Linked DNA regions of Homo sapiens: region 1 is linked to region 2. Evidence: read pairs that join two places in POLR2A ChIA-PET (ENCODE). Cell type or tissue: PC-9. All regions are shown on one strand. Each heading gives the region's core, and the rest is flanking DNA. Links, peaks and the distances in the headings are about the cores only.

The links. Peaks named below come from ENCODE experiments on the same cell type or tissue, not always from the same donor. Only the 100,000 strongest peaks of a DNase experiment are listed, where the experiment ranks them.
Region 1: POLR2A ChIA-PET joins it to region 2 with 13 read pairs; 2 of 35 experiments call an interaction of 5 or more read pairs at or near these places.

What each region holds. Positions count from the first base shown.
Region 1 is chr15:72,529,946-72,534,945 of GRCh38, forward strand. All of the region lies in intron 2 of ARIH1 (ariadne RBR E3 ubiquitin protein ligase 1), which reads left to right. Among named protein-coding and RNA genes, the nearest start is that of MIR630, 55 kb to the right of the region's middle. RefSeq lists a silencer at 3,300-3,349. In PC-9, for the core only: CTCF peaks have their summits at 3,238 and 3,441; no DNase peak of the experiment used is centred there; H3K27ac peaks cover 498 bases.
Region 2 is chr15:71,822,188-71,829,880 of GRCh38, forward strand. It overlaps MYO9A (myosin IXA), which reads right to left. Exons shown (of 42, transcript NM_006901.4): 41 at 5,697-5,839; 42 at 104-4,856. The coding sequence ends at 4,393. Among named protein-coding and RNA genes, the nearest start is that of NR2E3, 15 kb to the left of the region's middle. In PC-9, for the core only: no CTCF peak of the experiment used is centred there; no DNase peak of the experiment used is centred there.

The DNA of each region.
Region 1 (5,000 bases), core at 1-5,000, 710 kb after region 2:
TATGGAGAAATAGTGATGGAAAAGCATTATTTCAGAAAAAAATCTAGTAATAAATGAGCTGTTTTAACTATCCAGGTAAAAGGAAAATATTGTCCTGACTTACAATAGTGACAGCTAAATTGATAGCAGAGGGTAGATGGAAAGAGAAGTAAAATTAGTTTTAACTGAGACAAAATATAGGAGACTCTGGGAAACTTCTGGTAATTTTGACCGTTCCTTTCACTAAATACACTAGAAGAGGCTAGGTGAAATACTGAAACATGTTTGAAAAGTAAGATTATCAAATAATTAGTAAGATAGGAAATAGAGGTTCAAGGTTGAGAGTTTGGGAATCAAGGGAAATTTAGAGAAACAAGCTTCCAGTCCTTGTTGCTCTAGCAGTGTATGTTGATCCAGAAGAGGTAGCTAAGAGACTTAGCTGTGAGTTTTGTTTGCCCTTTGTTAGTAGAGGGGGAAGTTGGAATATTAGGTCTACTAAGAGCGAAAATTGAATACACTAGCTCCTTAAAGACTGAAGATGATCTTCATGTCTTTTGGGTAGTCCAGAAAACCTTAAACCTTGAACTTGGGTTAAGATAGCCCCCGTATATAACAGAAACAAACGTAAATCTTCTCTAGGGAAATAACATTATTTAAGACCTTAAACTATTTTCTCAAATTATTTTTCTAATTAAAACATAACAACCTGGAACTTAAGATACTGGAATTGTCAGACCTAGACCAAAATGAGTATGCTATCACCAGGGAGCTGTCATTCAGATTTGGAAAAAAATCAGAATTTTTATAACTAAACAAAATAAGCAAAATTAACTTTGTGACATAGTTTAACAGCAGACTGGACAAAGCTGAAGAGAGTTTAGTGTATTTGAAAATCAAACAATGATCCAGAATTAAGTATATCCATTAAAAGATGGAAAATACAGAAGAGATTAAGAAATACAGAGGATATAATGAGAAGGTCTCATTGAGTTTTAGAAAGAGAGGAGAGAATGTGGCAGAGGCAGTATTTTAAGATAAAAATGACTGAGAATTTTGCAGATTGGTAAAAGACCCAAATGTCATAGATTGAAGAAACATAACAGTTCCCATGTGTGATAGCTACTTGTTTCACTGATCCTAAGATACACAGTTTTTCACATTTTAACATCTGAAATCTGGATGCATCTTTCAATTATTGACACCTTACAGTCCAAAAAGATTGAAATTTTGACTCGTGAAAAATTTTCCATGTCAACTTCTGTTAAGATCATGAAATTTCAGCACGAAAGCATTTTAGATTTTATGAAATATGGTAAAAAGAAATCCACATTTTTATTTATTTATTTATTTATTTATTTATTGAAACACAGTTTCATTCTGTTGTCCAGGCTGGAGTGCAGTGGCACAGTCTCAGCTCAGTGCAGCTTGCACCTCCCGGGTTCAAGGCATTCTAGGGCCTCAGCTTTCTGAGTACCTGGAATTACAGGCACGAGCCACTAGGCCTGGTTAACTTTAGTATTTTTAGTAGAGATGGGGTTTCGCCACGTTGGCCAGGCTGGTCTCGAACTCCTGACCTCAGGTGATGTGCCTGCCTCAGCCTCCCAAAGTGCTGGTATTATAGGGGTGAGCCACTGGGCCTGACCAGAAATCCACATTTAAAAACATCTTAGTAAAACTACAAAATCAGCAAAAATAAAAAATCTAAATCAATGAGATACAAGAAAGGCTGCTTTCAAAAGAGTGAAAGTATAGGTATAATAATATTCTAGAGCACAGCTCAACAGCAACAGTGAAAGTGATAGTAAGATGATACCTCAGTCTTTTGAAAGAAAATAAACCTTACCTAGAATACTATGTTCATGGAAAATATATTCATAAACAGTATGTTTTAATTAATATAAATGGTTTTATGTTGTACCTAGCTTTTGTATCTTTTTAAAGCCAACCAACATTTTGTTCTGCCAGTGTTGATTGAAGTTTCAAATACTCATAATTGTTATTTAAGCAACTATTTGTCTGTTAAAGGGAAAAATCTTGCAGAATGTTGTACTTTGGAATTTATAACCTTAAATGCATAATGAGCTAAGCATTCATCTTAAAAGTCTCAAGTAATAAGCTTAGAGGTCTCAAGTTAGGAAAAGAACAACAAAATAAATATAGGGAAAATACAAGGAAAGAAATAAAGAACAGAATATAATAAAATAGAAAACATGCAGTAGAAGGGATCAAGAAGCCGTAAGATTTTTTTTTTTTTTTAAGACTGATAACGTTGACACTTTGATGAGGTTAGGAAAAAGAGAGATCCTAAATAACCAGTATTAGGAATGAAAACAGAGTATCACTAGGATCTTGTGGATGGTTTAAAAAAAAACTCTTAAAATTATGGACAACTATTCAAACTTGATAGACGAAATGGGTAGATTCCTAGAAATAGGCAATTTCCCAAAACTGACATAAGAAATAGTAAACCTGTATCCTTATTAAGTATAAAGAAATGAAATCCATAATTTAAAATGTTCTTATAAAGAAAAGTTGAAATTCAAATGGTTATACTGGAAAGTTCTACCATAACATTTAATATGACAGTAACTTCAACCTTATTCTAAAGAACAGAAAAATAGGATCTTCTGCCTTCATAAAGATATCATAACCTTTATACCAAAACCCAAGGAAAGATGATACACCAGTTTGTCTTATGTACATAGATACAAAAAAACCATACATACACACACGCACGCACACAAAACAAAAACTGGAACAACAGAAACACCTCAGAATATTAGCAAATTGAATTCAGCAATACATATATAAAAAGGAGGGTAACCCAGCATGGCCACCTGAGGTGAATCCTGGGAATGCTAGGTTGGTTTAACCTGAAACAATTCAGCATGATTGGTCACTTGAACAAATTGATGAGAAAAACATTTCAGAGATGCCAAGGAGCCTTTGCTTCATGATTTTAAAAAGAAGCTATTAGCAATCTAGAACTTTGTTAACCTTATAAATCTTACAGAAACATTTGTAGGAGATATCATAGTTTATCCACTGAAATGTTAAAAAAGATTTCCCTTTTAGATGGGAGTTCAAGATGTGGATATCGTATCTCCAGTTCAATTCAGCATTATACTAGAAATGATTCTAGCCAGTAGAACATCAAAAAATGAAAACAAAATACAGTGTTGTAAGAGAAATGCCTGTGTTTTTGGGGGTTTTCTTTTTTTTGAGATGGGGTCTTGCTCTGTCTCCCAGGCTGGGGTGCAGTGGTGAGATCATGGCTCACTGCAGCCCCCTACCTGCCAGGTTCAAGCAATTCTCCTGTCTCAGCCTCCCAAGTAGCTGGGACTACAGGACCATGCCCCCAAGCACAGCTGATTTTTGTATTTTTAGTAGAGATGGGGTTTCACCATGTTGGCCAGGCTGGTCTTGAACTCCTGAGCTCAAGGAATCCACCTGTCTTCAGAAGTGCTGGGATTATAGGCGTGAGCCCGTGGGCCCGGCCCCTGGCTGTTAATATTCACTGACAATGTGATTGTGTATTCACAAACAATGTGATTGTACATGTGGAAAAATCAGAATCTGGAGGTAAATTGTTAGAATAAATGTCTTTAGAAAGAAATATGAAAAATTTCTTTTTTCTTTGACCCAATAATTCCGCTCTCAGGTATATATCCAATAGAAAGAAATACGTGCACATCTACATTGAAAGTCATATATAAAACTGGTGGTGGCTCATGCCTGTGGACTCAGCAACATGGGAGAATCGCTTGAGGCCAGGAGTTACAGATCAGCTTGGGCAACATAGTGAGACCCCGTATTTACAGAAAATTAAACAATTAGCTATGCATGGTGGCATCTGCTTGTAGTCCCAGCTACTCAGGAGGCTGAGGTGGGAGGATTGCTGGAGCCTAGGAGGTCAAGGCTGCTGTGAGCCATTTTTATGCCACTGCACTACAACCTGGGCGACAGAGTGAGACCCTGTCTCAAAAAAAGAAAAAGTCATATATAAGCATGTTCCTAGCAGTATTTATTCATACTTCAACCTATAAACAACCCAGATGTTTATCACTATTACACTAGATAGATAATTATGGTATATTGACATAGTAACTATTCAGCAGTGCAAAATAAATGAGCAAAAGCTACAAGCCACAGCATAGATAAATCTTAAAAACATAGTGAAAAGAAAAGGACCCCAAGTAATACCTATCTACTATATGGTTCTACTTACATAAAATATAAAAACAGTTGAAACTAAGTTTATATTGTTTAAGGATGTGTGTTTAGGTGGTGTAGCTATTTAAAAAGGGCAGTGATTAAAACAGTTGAAACTAAGTTTACATTGTTTAAGGATGCATATTTAGGTGTAATTATTAAAAAAAAAAACAGGGTAGTGATCATACGTTTAGGGGGGCTTGTAGAGTACTAGCAGTCTTCTGTTTCTTGTCCTGGGTGGTATTTATATACTGGTGTTTGTTTTATAACAGTTTGTAAGCTGCATGTTTATGTACTTCTCTAGGATTGTGTTATTGCAAAATAAAAATCATTTTAAAACACATATACACAGACATAGGAAAAGGATCAGTCTTAAAGGGAAGGTCCATCTTTTTTCCTGGACATGTAGGATTAATAGTTCCTTTGTACCTACAAGTAAACTTACATTTTGCCAAGACAGCTTTTCTCACTGCTCTCCTAGGCTCTAGTATATTAAATCTATCCTAAATTTAACTTAGATTGTGTTAACTTACTTGAGCAACCTCTGCTACCCTTGTGGTTTCTGCCACATCAAAGCCATACTCCCCGGATTTGGGGTTTGAAAACCTTGTGTACATTCACTCCATTCTGTATGTCTTTGCTTATAACTGTATATTCCTTGGGATGCCCTCTGCTATTCAGGCCTCAATCTTAAGAGCTGTAGCTTTGTACAGAATCAGAGCGTATCAAGAATACTTCATTCTGGGGTTGTGCTCATAGCCATCACGTACAATTCTGTGCATCACAAATCGATGCCTCCTATGTCTTCT
Region 2 (7,693 bases), core at 1,860-6,859:
AAACACATCAGTGTAACTAAGAAGTCACTGCTGTTTCTTGGAGTTGGGTTGGAATAGTTGGAGTGGGAGCCAGGATGGTTGGAAAACAAACCACACATATTGCTGCTTCTGGAAGCTTTGTTCTTTAATGAGCCATGGGGTGATTTGTTCATCAAGCTGCTTTTGTGTAGCCATACAGTGCATATTTTGAGTGACACAAACTGCACTTTATACAGATGGTATCTTGTTACCCCTCAACCCCCCAGCAAAGAAAAAAAAACAAAAAGGAAATTACAAAGTGCCTATTGATTGCATCCGGAATGTAATCAGTTCCGTGGGTGAGATAAATCATTCTTCTTATAGAATTATTCTATTAAACAGTAAAATGTTATATTTCACAGGATATGTCCTTTTATAATACAGTTTTTAAAAAAAATTTACACTCAGCATACTTATAAATTACTTAAAATCCATTAAAATAATATAATACGAATCTGTAGTCCACACCTTTCCCATAGTAAATACAAATACTTGGTTCAAAAGGTGCAACTTTTATATGACCTCAGAGGGCTGATAAATAGGCATTAAGAATGGATGACTAGCAAGGTGACAGGCCCATTGTTGGGGCTTTTTTGAAAATAGTTTCAACCAGGGGACCAACATGAGACCTAATAGATCCATCTCCACAATCATCATTTTGCTGTTACCCTTTCAATACCCAATCAAATGTGGGAGTCATTCCAGAGAAAAGTGGTTAAAAGTAGTCTAGGGCATAGAAAAAGAGGACTCTCACAGATACCAAGGAGTTTTACTACCAAGGCCAGCATGGTATTGCAGGACAGTGCTGGGGAGTTGTCACAAGAGTATGGGTGGACATAACACATTTGTCCATACAGAATGATGCATGCCCCGCATCCAGCTTCCCACCAAGAAGAAAAAAGAGAGGAGGATGAGGAAAGCCATGGAGTGAGTATGTATGTTTCTTTTTAAAATGAAAACTCTCTTAGCTTTGAACACATCCTGAGAATCCTTTCTTCTTTCTAGTTTACCAAAGTGCTTGTTACAGTGAAAAACACAGCCCACAGGCACTGAGGTGGGACTACAGAACCTTGCTGGACCACATCTTTTCAGCACATTTCTGTGACCCTCTGTTTTTGATGGAGAAAACAACGCTACTGTTATGAAACACAGAATGGAGTCTTCATTAATCTTCCAGCAGGGTAAGTGCTCTGGCAGGTTTCCAAAGCATGAGAAGGTGGGGGCTCTAGTATTCCATCCCAGGACCTCTGGCCCTTTTGTCTCTCTCTGCAAGGCTCATAGTTGGAGGGCTGTATCTCCCTTTGTGTTTTCAGAAGCCCAGAGTGGCAAAATAATTTAAATGGCAGGAGGTACAAAGTACGTTGTAAACTAAGCCTCCCTGAATCCTGCTGTATTTGCTGTTGATTTGCTTCAATTTGTGATACAGAATGAAATCACACTTCTCTGCTTTTGTTACATTTTCCATAATAAGTACATACTAAATTACAGGGATACATTCACTTTAATGGGCAGAGTTGAAAATTCAGGTTTTGTTTGGGGCTGGGAATGTGTGCTGTGAGAAGAGTGCTCTGCATTTTGGAGTATGGGCTCCAAATGTGGAGCTGCCCCACTGCTGCCATGCAGAGATCAAACAAGCAAAGGAGAAGCACTATGGAACCACAAATGTGATGCATATTAAGGGCTAACAGTTTCATAAGTGATTGTAATGCGGCATCACTTTGTGGTGACATAACTTTACCATGCAGAGGGCCAGTGAGAACAGATGGATGCAGACACAGCGTTTGGTTCTGAAGGTTTTTAAGAGTTATGGCTTCATCTCTTGATCAGGCCAACAAGGCCTACTACCCTATGTAAACAACGGCTTTCCCTCAAAGGGAGGGCCCCACACTGCTCTCCACTCTTATCATTTTGTGGCTCTCTCCTCCTCACCCACCCACCCCAATCCTGGCAGATTAAATTACTAGAAATCCACAAATCTAGCAACTGAAAAAACAAGTTTTTTTAATTGAATTTTATCCAAACTGGAGTTTCAGGTCCCTGAGAAAAATTATAAAGTCTCTTAACATCCATCACCTAGTTCCTTTAAAGTGACCTACATCAGTCGTTTTTTAACTGCCAAAAAACTTATTTTGCCAAAAAAGCCCCACAAAGATTTAGAAGGAAGAACATGTGCCAACATATGTTCTTCTGGCCATTCCTCTGGGCCACAGGAAATTATTCCATAAGGGCAATCTCTTTTTTTCATACAGGATTTAACCAACATTCTGGAGCAAGTGCAGAGTAACAATTAATGCCCAGCAGTACACTACTCTCCCAAGAACACTGAAACACAGACTGTGCAACCTGGCACGGGGCTGAGGAACCAGCAATCCCACTCTAACACACCATGCTGAGGGGTTTTCCTCTATCCTCTAGGAGATTCTCTGAAATTCAGATTTTTAAAAGCTTAACATTATTTATTACTCCTCAGGACAAGATGAACAAGGTGGCAGATGTCTGTGGGATATAAAGCATAACATTTGCTCATTAACTATCATTATTCTGGAGATTTTAATGGCTTCCTTTCTCTGGCTCAATTCTGAACCCAAAGTAGGGAGAGGTAAGACTCCTGCTACCTTTAGCTGCCACTCAGAATTATGCTCCAAGTCTAACCTCTGGGGCTGGCCAATAACCACTGAGGCAGTGGCGTGAGGTTCAGTGTTGTGTAACAGGAGAGAGAGACTCTGCCTTAACAAAAGACTTAATATTTCCACAACTTCAAAGAAGTATGAAAAGGAAGAATACCCAAAATACAGGTTATAGATGGTAAAGGCTCTTTTTCAGAGCAGTGCATGTAGTAGCAAGACAAGATGCATTTAGTAACTTTAAAAATAAACATTTCACATACTTATCTCAAGAAAGGCTATCATGTTTCATTTTTTATATATTATAAATAGCAAAAACAGATTTCTAATCCCACAAATGCTAAGATACTTAAAATGCTATTATAACTCATGTGTATGAAGACCACCCAGTGGTGAAAATGATGTCTTACTAATTCCCTCAACCCAGGGACGAATGGCTCTCATCCCCCTGTCCAGTGGCCCCTCATCTGTGGGAAGAAATTCCATGGGAAGGAGGGAAGCACAAGGTTAAAAAGAAATATGCCTACTATACATACATATTTACAATAAACTTCAGTAACCAGAATATTAACAAAAATAGCTTCAAGTAGTCCTTGATTTTTTTCCATCTATTTAATACTGATAGTCTGAGAAAAGGAAGATAAAAGTTAGTTAGTTAGATAGGTCATATTAAAAACCTTTTTATTTTTTGGCAGCTTTCTGTAACACTTACTTACTTATTCATGCAATATTGTATGTGAATGTTTTTGGAAACTAACTAAACGGTCACATTATTTGTTTGTTTGTTTGAGTCTGAGTCTGTGGTGGGAATCCACCAGCAGATGAACAGGCTCATATGCGGTTTTCGGTTTAATCTATACAAAGAGAAAAGCCTGAATGGCTTAGGATGAAACCTTCATAAGTTTAGGGATCACCATGTCTCTGGGAAACTAAAAAATAATGTAGAAGAATCTGATCCTAGGACCAAGAAACATGAGAACAGTATGGCTACTGACACTTCAGCCCATGCAATGTATTTGGCAGGAACTAAACAGGAGTTAAACCAGCACTGATTACTATGACATCAAACATCATCAAAAAAAATAGGTATTCTCTTCTTCACTGTATAACAAGATATCTGAGACACGCTCTGATGGCTTAATGGAAACAATCACGGTTTTTTTTTGTTTTTTTTTTTTTGTTTTTTTTTTTTGTTTTTGCTTTCCCCAGAATATAACATGGAGTGTTTTTTCAGAAATCTTAAAATAGAGGGATTAGGCTTTTTGTTTGTAAGTAAGTTTTTGGAAAAAAATTATATTCTACCCTAGCTCCTAACTATCCCAAAATAAACCCAAAGGCTTTTGCTTTCACGGTTAAGAAAGATTTATACGTTTTCTTCAAATGTCAGAAATGAGAGGGTCCCTCAGGACAGCAATATCCCCCCTAGTTCAACACCCACCTTTGGGAAGGGAAAAGAGGGTGGGGGAGAGGCAACTACAACTGACCCAAATCCCCAGGCCCTAGGTGGCTTTGTATAGTAAAAATCTCAATTCAAATACAACAGCCAAGGCACAGCTGGCACCATCCCCAGCAGGCTTTCTGCTTCTGCAGGAGGCCCAGGAATTCAGCACATACAGTCTTAGCCATATGCTTAGAAAAGAGGCAGGACCACAATTAGGATTGACTATTGTGGACGAGGTGATGAAACGCAGCCCCAAAGGTGAGATTTGTTTACCACTCTGTAGCCACGGAGGGACACACATCTGCCGGTTCAGACCATAAATTCATTATTTCCAAAGAGTGCTAGCTGTTGGTTGGAGGTGCAGTCTGGGTCCACAGTTTTTCTGCGGCCAGACATGACTGTCCCCTCTGGGGTCTCTTTGGTTTTCTGAGGTGAGTTTTTCACATTCTTTAATTTTTGTTTGCCCTTTTCCGGGTTGAAGGTTCCTCTGCTGATGAACTGAGGCTTGTCTTCCAGGAATTTGGTCTGGCCCAATGGTCCTTCCATTCCCAGGGCCTCATTACCTGAGGCAGCTCGGTAGAATGGAGATTTGGAATAAATCTGAAATAGTTTTCTGGTCCCATGAGATGATGCCGTGTTAGACAGACATAAAGAGGAGACCGAAGAGTCCACGACATCTAAAGAGTCTTGCTGCTTTTTAAGTTGCTTTCGCAACTTGCTGGAAGGTTCAGACTTGCCAGCTGTCTTCAGGGAGCTAAGGGCTAAGCTTCTTTCTAATGCAAAAAAGAGACCAAAGATGTAAATGACAGTGCCCTCTAAAGCAAATCATCATATAATGAATAGATGCCACTGTTCACACATGAAATTGGGTGGGATAAGATTCAGAGGGTCCAGGATGACTTACTATGGGCACAGTCACAGTAAGAGCTCACCATCCATTTCTCTATGTAGCATTTCCGAATCATCTCCAAGGAAATCTGGTGTTTGACTATGCCATCAGCGGAGGCCTAGAACAGTCACTATCATTTCAAAAACTGCCAGGATATGCAGGTAAGTCCTACATCTCCCTGAGACATGCCACCCAGTTAAACACCTCCTTTGTATATGTATATAGTCCCACCTCACAGTGGGGGCACAATGCCTGCCACCCTCAGAAAATGGGTTATGGGTCAGTAAGACAACATATATTGTGATTATTGGCTTTTCTCTGTGGTAAGTACAGGATAAAACATTAAATTACCAAAAAACAAAACAAAACAAAACAAAAAACAAAAAACTCAATCACGTTGAAGAGTTGGTTTGATAAACAATGTATATGGAAGCTTTACAAAGACAACAGGAAAAAAAAGACCTTCCGTGGAAGTCAGGAATCTAAGTAGCAAAGACAATTATATTTCTTATCCCCTTATATTTCTTATCCCCATCCAGGTCACTACCTGTATGCCAAACGATGAAGGCTAAAATTATATGGATAAAAGGACAAAATTCCTCAAGACTTTGTTATTGCTGATGTACAGTCAGTAAATTCTTAAAAGACTTTGTCTTAGTTTTGGAATCTTTATTCCTCCTTTGCAAAACAAATCTGGAGTCTTTGGTCTACCATGTTCACTTACCTGATTTCTCAGAGATAGCATATTCAGACTCCATATTCAAATTCTCTGAGCTATCAGCAGTCCCAATGGAGGCCTCAGACTCAAGGGTTTCATCATCAGAGGCACGGGGTTCCAGTACAAGCATCTCAAATGTTAGCTCCTCCCTGTAAGACACAATCAAGAAACCATTAGCATTTGATAGGAAGTGGAAGGAAGATAACAGAAAAAAAGATCCTCCATGGAAGTCAGGAATCTAAGAAGCAAAGAGAGTCCATTTTTACTGTCCCCATCCAGGTGGTGATGAGGACCTGTATGCCAAATATGGTGAAGGCTAAAACTATATGGACTAAAGGACAAAATGACAGATAGCCAATCTAGGACCAATAATAGGGGTAAGGGTAGGGTGAAGAAAGATGTAGTGGTGAGATCTTTCAGTAAAATGAACTCTGGACTGATAAGCAGGAGATCAGGGCTCTAACCTTGTTCATAATATCCATAATGCATCAGGAAAGTACCTTTCTCTTCTGGACCTCAGCTTCCTACCACAAAACAAAGAGATTAAACTAGATAACCTCTAAGATTCCTTCCAGCTCTTAAACTATTTTCCATGAAGCTTACTAACTGGCTATAGACGATACCCTCTATCTTCACCACAGAGACCTCTAGACGAAGAAAAACACTGATTGATCTTTTCTGTCCTTTGAAGCTTATGCCATCTTCAGTTGTCGTATTCTCTAGTCTCCCTTCTTCATCACGGTCACCCAGCTACCTCTCAGTAATGCCCCACATTCTGTGAGGTCTTTGGTACTCAGATCCTAATCTTGCTTTTTCACTAATGCCTGACATCACCTGATCTATTCAATTAATATCTTTGTAAAAACTCATCTGAATATTCTAACACTGAAGTTCCTTTATGTCTGCAACTTCTAACAATATTCTCCTCTACTTTATCTAAGCTACTTTCTCCAATGCACAGATCCTGGAGCTTGTCATTACTCTGAATCCAACACTCCACCCTGTTCACAACCTCCTTATCCTTCCAATTCTTACTCACCTTCTAATCAAGTCTCTTCCCTAACAGAGCCCCTTACCTTTACTTCCCCTTTACCTGGCTTGAGATCCATGAACAATCATTTCAAGAACAGTATCACCAGCATTACAATTGTCTGAGGCCATGTGCATTCTGAGACTCTGCTCGTTCTTCTTTCTTTTTCTAGAGACTCTCCCCTTCCTTGAAAATTCCTATTAATCCTTCAAGACTGCCAATATCATCTGCATCAAAGCCAAACTGGGTCTTCTTTTCAGATCACTCTTCTAGCAAATAGCCCCTGGTCAATGTACATCATCTTTGCCTTATCATGTTTTTTACAGCTGAGCCCCAGCTGCTTTTTTAGCTGGCCTATATTCCAGAATCAATCATGAGAGACCAAGAAAGTATTTTAACAGTCTTATATCCCCTTATAAACCAAACTCAAGACCTGGGATCCTGGAACTCAGGAATAAAGATCCCATTAAGACTTCCTAAGAGTCATCAATGTCGACCAGAACTATTACACAGCACCTGTAGGGAGAACCATGGCACGTTCATATTATCCCCAAGGCATACTGTCACCCAATCCCTGCAACAGTGATGAATGGAGGTAAAAGAGCTTCTCATTTGTCTCTCTCCTAAATTGCAACCAATTTCCCTATCTAGTATCCTAGCACCCTCTAGGGCTATAGCCTTACTATGACCATCTAGTTGCTGTTCCCATGGTCATATGGATCTTTGGCTAATAACCTTCCTTCATGGATTTGTGAATAATGCCCATTCTTGAAAGGGACTTTGGCTTAGCCTAAGAATTCCTTCTCTTCTTTGCAAAATAAATCTGTTCATGGAGGCTGGTCTCCGACCTGTTAGGACTCCAGTACCTCATCTTGGCTCCCCACTGTTACTGCTAGATGAATCGTGACTAAGACTGACATGCCCTGTGGATACTGTGTCCTCCTCCCAGTCAGCCTCTACAGACCATCACTGT